Linked DNA regions of Mus musculus: all the other regions are linked to region 2. The links are chromatin loops, found by intact Hi-C in ENCODE. Cell type or tissue: gastrocnemius. All regions are shown on one strand. Region 1 overlaps Smad3 (SMAD family member 3). Region 2 overlaps Smad3 (SMAD family member 3). Region 3 holds the start of Iqch (IQ motif containing H).

The links. A loop is a pair of places that touch in the nucleus more often than their neighbours do. Peaks named below come from ENCODE experiments on the same cell type or tissue, not always from the same donor. Only the 100,000 strongest peaks of a DNase experiment are listed, where the experiment ranks them.
Region 1: a loop joins it to region 2, with 4 times the contacts of the local background. A loop is called at or near these places in 13 of 42 quality-filtered maps.
Region 3: a loop joins it to region 2, with 2.5 times the contacts of the local background. A loop is called at or near these places in 3 of 42 quality-filtered maps.

The regions. Positions count from the first base shown.
Region 1 is chr9:63,699,917-63,702,416 of GRCm38, reverse strand. The region is part of intron 1 of Smad3 (SMAD family member 3); the gene reads left to right. Among named protein-coding and RNA genes, the nearest start is that of Gm51710, 30 kb to the left of the region's middle. In gastrocnemius, a CTCF peak has its summit at 944 (motif pointing right); DNase peaks (open chromatin) are centred at 607 and 925; H3K4me3 peaks cover 220 bases; H3K27ac peaks cover 1,791 bases.
Region 2 is chr9:63,755,128-63,757,627 of GRCm38, reverse strand. Smad3 (SMAD family member 3) reads left to right here. Exons shown (of 9, transcript NM_016769.4): 1 at 1-156. Among named protein-coding and RNA genes, the nearest start is that of Smad3, 1.6 kb to the left of the region's middle. In gastrocnemius, no CTCF peak of the experiment used is centred here; DNase peaks (open chromatin) are centred at 920 and 1,551; H3K4me3 peaks cover 2,500 bases; H3K27ac peaks cover 2,500 bases.
Region 3 is chr9:63,601,485-63,603,984 of GRCm38, reverse strand. It overlaps Iqch (IQ motif containing H), which reads left to right and starts at 1,492. Exons shown (of 22, transcript NM_001311098.1): 1 at 1,492-1,618. The coding sequence starts at 1,568. Aagab (alpha- and gamma-adaptin binding protein) reads right to left here and starts at 1,339. Exons shown (of 10, transcript NM_025857.3): 1 at 1,214-1,339. The coding sequence starts at 1,286. In gastrocnemius, no CTCF peak of the experiment used is centred here; a DNase peak (open chromatin) is centred at 1,411; H3K4me3 peaks cover 1,996 bases; H3K27ac peaks cover 1,469 bases.

The DNA.
Region 1 (2,500 bases), 55 kb after region 2:
CTTAGTTCCATCTTGTCAAGGGGTGTCAAGCCAGATGTTCTTGAAGCCTTCTTTACACGTCAGGAGATTGGAGCATGAATTGTGATTCCTGCCCCTCATTTCCTCTCGAGTGGTGGGGTGTATCCAAGACACTGTGTCCGGACCCCAGACTTCTGGGCTCCAGACGGTCAACCTGTGTCAGCCATGAAAATACTATAATTTGTCATTCTGTGTTAAATGGCCACTCCCTAAAGATGACTTTTTTCCAGTCTTATCCATGGCTGTCACTCAAAACTTTAAGCAATTTCTGGCACACAGTAGGCCCTCAGGAAATAGATCTCCCTCAGCTTGTGGATAGTGTGGCTGGCTCCAGTGGTGGTGTGGCACTGGCGTGTGTGTGTGTGTGTGTGTGTGTGTGTGTGTGTGTGTGTGTGTGTGTGTCTGCTCTGTCCTAGGCTCTTCGTGGTGGAGTTGGAGGCCATGCGCCTCCCATGCAGCTCCCTGGGGAAGAGATGAGCACAGCCCACATGGGCCGCCTCATTGCCAGCATGGCCTGGTGCTTGTGTGTGAGCAACAGGGCCTCTCTGGTGGGTGTTCTCTCACTGTTGTCCAGTGGGATCCATTTAGCTCTCAGACAAAGCAGGAGACTGGTCTCGGTGCCATGGGCTAAGCACTGGCTGCCTTGGGCCTCAAATCAAGACCAGATGCCAGTGTGAACCCAGGCGGCCAAGCTGAGGATTCTCTCAGAGCCAAGCTCACAGTGGACGAGCAAATATTTACCCTGTCTGAGGTTGAATGGGAAACGTCTACTGGCGTCTTGTTTTTCCTCCTCCTCCCTCTCCGCCTGCCGGACACCACCTTTAAAAAGAAAAGAGCTTGTCTTTAGTCCTCAGTCCTGGGTCCTCCTCAGGCAGGTCCTCTCCTTGAACAGGTGACTGGCCACCTGTCTCTGCTCTTCTGGGCACTAAGGCCTGCAGAGGGCAGTAGGCCACTCAGTCTCAGCCGGCCATGTGACAGTACAGTTTTTGCAGGGTTCTTATTGTCCTGTGTATGTCCTTGGTCTCAAGTCTCAGAAGTTGTATCATTGTCCCTGCCTGGACAATGGGGTTGACTGGACTGGTGGCTCATTGGCTGGTTGTATATCTACCTACCCTATGCCTCACAGGTTTTCTGCCTTTGGGTTCTGCCCAGTACCCTGGCAGAGAAGTTCAAAGGCAATAAAATAAAATGTGCCTTTCCCATCACTTAGGAAATATGACTAAGTCTGAGCTAGTCGAGGCCCAGCTATTTGTGGATATGGTTCTACATGGACTCTTTTTTTATGGTCTTTATTCTTGACCTGCTGGGAAACCTTTTGTGCGGGTGGGGTGGGTATTGGAAGTCTTACTAGGTAGGCTATGTGTAATGTAGAGAATGCTGTATGGGCTGCCTGCTTCATTACATGCACTGTGAAGAAGGGCATGCGCATGAGAATCAGAACTGGGTTTGGATCCCAGTCTTCTGCTCCTGACCCATTCTACAGCACTGGCCAAGTCATTAACCTTTCTGAGCCTTGACTCTGTGTGTGTGTGTGTGTGTGTGTGTGTGTGTGTCCCACCATATTGTTTCAGACAGGGTTTCTCACTGTACCTAGAGCATGTTACATTAATCCAGCTGGGCCAGCAAGCAGGCGAGCTCCAGGGACCCACCTCTGTGGTCCAGTGCTGCCCCTGGCCCTCATGTGGGTGATGGGGATCCTAACACAGGCCTTCATGCTTGTGTGACAGACACTTCCCTAACCGAGCCATCTCTCTAGCCCCTCTTTTCTTTTCTTTTCTTTTCTTTTCTTTTCTTTTCTTTTCTTTTCTTTTCTTTTCTTTTCTTTTCTTTTTCCTCTCCTCTCCTCTCCTCTCCTCTCCTCTCCTCTCCTCTCCTCTCCTCTCCTCTCCTCTCCTCTCCTCTCCTCTCCTCTCCTCTTCTCTTCTCCTCTCTTTTCTTTTTTTCCTTAAGAGGTTTTATGCGTATGAGTACTTTACCTGAATGTGTGTGCCAGATGCCTGCCAAGGGCAGAAATGGGTTTTAGATCTCAGACTCGGGAGTTACGGGTGACTGTGAGCTGGGAACCAAACCTGGCTCCTCTGTGAGAACAAGTGCCTTTAACTGCTGTGCTCTCTCCAGCTCCCCCTCCCCCGCTTTTCTAGTCTGTATTAGTGAAGGGATAGGACTCCCTGGTGGGGTTTGTGAGGGTCGAGGAAGCTAGTATGGACAAAGTCCATTGACTTTCTCCCAGGTGTATGGTGACGACTTGCCATTTCCACAATGTTTGGATTTTCTTAGATTCTTCTGAGTATCTTGACAGGCACTTGGGCTAGATGGAACAAGAAGAGGTTGCTCTTGATCTGTGAAAAGAATTATATGCAAGGTTTTTGTTGTTGTTGTTGTTGTTATTGTTGAAATGGTTTTTGAGAATTCTAAGTCCGGGATGTCTGATAGACAAATATAGTGTGAGTTATAGAGTTATTTTAAGTATTTTGCCTTTAGG
Region 2 (2,500 bases):
TTGGAAGAAGGGCGAGCAGAACGGGCAGGAGGAGAAGTGGTGCGAGAAGGCGGTCAAGAGCTTGGTGAAGAAGCTCAAGAAGACGGGGCAGTTGGACGAGCTGGAGAAGGCCATCACCACGCAGAACGTGAACACCAAGTGCATTACCATCCCCAGGTGGGGTCCCAGAGCGGCTGGGGGCGCACTGGCCCAGCCCCCTAGCGCGGCCCGGGTGGAGAGGGAGGGCGTGTGCGCGTGTGTGCGCGCGCCTGTAGGGGACGGGGAGTGGGTGGAGGGACCCCAAACAAAACCTTCGGATTTGCCTAGCCTCAGAGACCTGGCTTCCGTGCAGCATTTTGGCTTCTAGACCTCAAGGGTCGCCAGCTGCTTCCGGGCAGCAGGGGTGTTTCTGAGCTTGGCCCCCCAACTCTCGGGGCTTCGGGCTCCAAGTGGAGGCCCCGCTTTGTTCGGCTCTGCCGGCCGAGCCCCTCCTCCTCCGCCGCCTCCCGCCCCGCGCTCGTGGAGGTGGTGGCGTGTGTCCCTTTCTTTTCTTCAGCTCTGTTCCCCCACTTCTTTTCCTCGTCTACAGGAATGCAGTCGGTACAGCTGTGGGTGAGGAGCGGGAGCCCGTTGATTGACAGATTCCTTCTTCGCTCTTTCTTTGCTTTGGGATTAGCATTTTTACTGAGTATTTTTAGATTTGGTTGTGCCAGCCTCCCGCCCCCTGTGCACGCATGCACGCACGCACTTAGTTGGAGAGCAGAGCACCGACTTTGAAGCGGGAGAAACAAGTGGCAGAAAGTAGGGGCTTTCCCTCTTTCCACCCCACCCCTGCTGATTTGCGATCTTTTTAATCCAGAGTATGCGGGTGCCTAGAATGGAGCAGGCAGCTCCAGGCAGATAACAAAACACCCCAGGGCTGGCCTCCCATCGGCCCTGCATTCCTGTAGAGCCTATTTTCCCAAAGCGCTTTGCCATCTGTCCTGACCTCCTTTATCCTTCCCATCGGGCTAGAGGAGTCCGGCGGGAGCTCACAGATGGCTGATGGAAGGGGTCAGTGACTTCACTCCCAAGGCCTTCTAGAGCATACCCGCGTCTGGGCAATGCGGTGAGAGCACTTTAGTCTTCTGGTTTTGTTTCTTCTCAAACACCTTTAAAGACTGATTCCAGATGAGGGGCAGGTGGGGATGTTTGGGGGGGGGCGGGGGCGTTCTGCCTGCAGAGGGATGGAAAGAAGGCCTACGATAGTAGAGGTCATCACCTGTCTAGGCAGGGGTAGCTTCCATCCTTGGCCACCTGCTCAAGGCAGCTGTGTATGGGCTGCCAGCCCTGATAGTAAGACACAAAACAACATCTGTCCACAGGAACCCAGGGTCGGCCTTCCCTAGAAGCACACACCACATATGGTGGGAATGACACTTAAAGAAAACAGAAACAAAACACAACAAAAGCAAAAATCTAACAACCCCCAAACCTGAGTGGGTGGATTCCACCTGTAAAGGAGAGGGCAGGCAGGCAGTATGTGGTCTGGAAGAACGCTTGGCTGCTGAGCCTTTGCCAGCTGGCGTTAGGGGTGATGTGATAGTCAGAGGCACCTGGGTTTTTGGCTTCTTCTCCAGCTTTCCAATCTCCTCTATCCTTTTGCTGAAGCGGGCGGTTGAGTTTCACAGAGCTCTGTCAGGTCTGGAGAAGCAGCCTCCCCCCACCCCCCACCCCCATCTGCCCGAGTGCACCCAGCTCAAGTGCTTTCTGTTTTGAACCCTCCTCCAGTGCTATCAAGTATGAAATAGCTGTGCAAAGTATTTCACAATTTACAAGGCACTTTCATATGGTCGACGACAGAACTGGAACATAGAAAAGGCACGGAGGTCTAAAATGATCTTGCTTGCAAAGCAACAGAACTTAGAGAGGGAAAGCATTCATTCGACTAGATCTGGCATGCCCTTTCTCCCAGTCTGTTTTGAACTCCGAGTCCCCAAAGCATCCGTGTCCAGGGTGGGTGGTGGATCTCTTCTGTCTGCAACGCTCTTGGTTAATCTTTGGGCTGGGGTCAGCTTGGAGGAGAGGCTGTGCCTTCCTCACAGGCAGGTCAAAGCTAGTGTGCTTCTGAGATTTCAGGCTAACACTTTTGCTCCCAGCCGAGTAGGACTAGGTACCTTCAGCCTGTGCGTAGACCTCGGGCTTTGGAAGCAGGGTGTGTGTTTGCCGGTTCTTTGGCAGCACTGCGGACTGAACCCAGGGCTTCCTGCATGTTGGGCCAACGCTCTGCTACTGAGCTACCCTCCCAGTCCTGGGATTGTTTTCTTTCATCTTTTCTCAACTAGAGAGACCCGGTTGCTTGGGTGGATCCAGACAAAGGTGGATTTCCATCCCTGGATTTTGTGCCCACGCCTCTGGGTCACCCTGTCTCCCTTGGCAACAGCTGCTGCTGTTTTGGCCATGGGCAGAAAGCTAAAGGCCACGTCTTGGGGAGGCGACTAGTTGGCTATGTGCTCGTGCTAGCCCTGTGTCTGCTAAGCCC
Region 3 (2,500 bases), 150 kb after region 2:
AGTGCCACGCTCAGTATGCACAGAGCAGTGGGACTAAAAAGCAGAAAACACACACACACACACACACACACACACACACACACACGTATATTCGCGTATGCACAACAAAGGCAAAAAAAACAAAACAAAAACAAAAACAAAACCCTGAATTTTATAGCCCTTAGGGTCCAGAAGCAAAAGCACTGGGTGCAGTAACACCTCAAACTCATTTTTTTCCGGGGAACTTTCACCTCAGAAAGAACTCAAGAAATGTAACTGCAAGTGAGGGGGCACCCAACAAATATCATGTACACACAAGTATGCATGTATGTACATTACACACACACACACAATCAAGGGGAGGGAATCAAGAACGCCCACAGCTCTCATCTCTAAGGGAGTAAGCGTTTATTCTGGAGCCAAATATGAGGGATCATGAAAAGGGAACAGGAATCAGGGGTGCCTCAAGTCAAATGTTCCAACGTGGCAATAACAATTCCATGGTGTTCTTATAGGAACAACAAAGCTACATATCAGGATGTTCTAAAAATACATTGAGGGGAACAACAGGTTGGTGGATTACAGCACATCGTGGAAGCCCTTGCTGTAGGCCTCAGACACCAACTGATAAAATTCTTAGCCTTTGGGTTGATGGAAGCTAGGGGGTCTGTTTGCTTATTCCCAAAAGGACTTTACCTGATAGTCAGAGGATATTAGGTCAGACACAGAAGTGGGCAACAAATGGCTAAGAAGGAGACTAGAGACAGTCCACGAGAATCTGGCTACAGTTATTAAAATTCCAGCTCTCCACAATCACAGGAGTTCTGGTCAGTCCATCATCCTGGCAGAACACTAACGCGCGTGCATTTTTTGTTTGTTTGTTTTTTTGTTTTTTTGCTGAGCACTTCAGTTCACAAGAGGAACCACTACCCCAGCAGCAGGGGCATAACCCCCAAACACAACACCGCAACTCCAGCGCCTTACATTCGTCTAAGAGCACAATTTCCGGGGTCTTGAATATCATCTTAGGGGGTGCTTGCCACCACCCCTGAGGCGGGAGGTCAGAAACCGGCCTCACTTTACACAGGCAGAAGGTTAAGCGCCTGGCGCCGAGACCTGCGGAGGAGCCGGAGCCTAGGGCCCAGCTCGGGCAGAGCCCGGGAGAGGTCGCCGGCCCTGCGCCCATGGCTCTGAACTGGGCCTTGCAGCCCGGCTCAGACGTCGGGTTACTCACGTTGCACCAGCCGGTCCCCGGTGAAGGTGGCGGAGCAGCTGGTAACCAGCGCGCAGGGTACACCGGCAGCCATCGCTGCGGCAGAGCGGGTTCCGCGCCGGCGCTGCTTCCGCCTTGGGCCGTACCACTGCAGCGGGCACGCGGGGGAGATGATCCGGGCACGCGCGCTGGGCGGGGCCGCGCGCTGGGCAGCCGAGGCTCCGGCTGGCCCTCACACCCCCCTTCCCCGCTCCTCCAGTGGAGCGCGCCGGTCGCGCGCGCCGCGTTGCTATGGTGACGGGTGCCCGCACCATCTAGGAGCGCTCCGCAGGAGGCCATACCTCCGGAGCCTAGTGTCTTCTGCCCTCCTTAGTCATGGCGCAGGCCCAGGAGGACAGCGACCCCATTGGATCCATCCTAATCCAGGTGGGAAACAGGCCGGGCTGGCGGCCGCACAGACCTCCCCTCGAACCCCGAAACCTGTGATCCCAAGCACCACCATTTATTCTCTCGGCCCTATAGCAGGAAACGCCTACACTTTAGGGCATCATGCTCTGGGGGTTGAACACAGGACATGCTAGCGCCAAGCAAGTGCTTTACCGCTAGGCTGCATCACCTGTCTTCCTTATACTTCGGGCCCAGATGGTCATTGACTGTCTTGGAGCACCCTCTACAATCCAGGCAGGCCTGGAACTTGTGATCCTCCTGCCTCAGCCTCCTGAGTAACTGGGATTATCAATCTGTACTAGCAGGCTGGGGTGCTCAAGGCACCATTTAAAAATAAATTATGAAATGTTTAAAGTCCATCCATGGCTTGGGGATGTGAAGGAGAAACAGATTCATCATTAGGAGGTGGTGAGAAGTTCGAAGAGAACGTGAGCTATGGGACCCGTGCTTCTTAACCTACAATAGTCACTGCTTGCTTGGGAACACACACCCAAGCTTTTTTTAAAATTTTTTTTTCTTCGAGACAGAGTTTCTCTGTGTAGCCCTGGCTGTCCTGGAACTCACTCTGTAGACCAGGCTGGCCTCCAACTCAGAAATCTGCCTGCCTTTACCTCCCAAGTGCTGGGATTAAAGGTGTGCGTTACCAAACATATTTTTAAGATCACCTGGATTACAAAACAACATAAAAAATGAAAACTTGGAGAAATATCTTATTTATAATCTAGGGAGAAAGCTCTCAAAGACTTGACTTCTCCAGTGTAATTCAGTTTGTGACAGTTGAACAATTTTTCTGAAACAGCTAGGTTGGTTTGGTTTTTTTTTTTTTTTTTTTGCTTTGTTTTGTTTTGTTTTTTTCCGTGT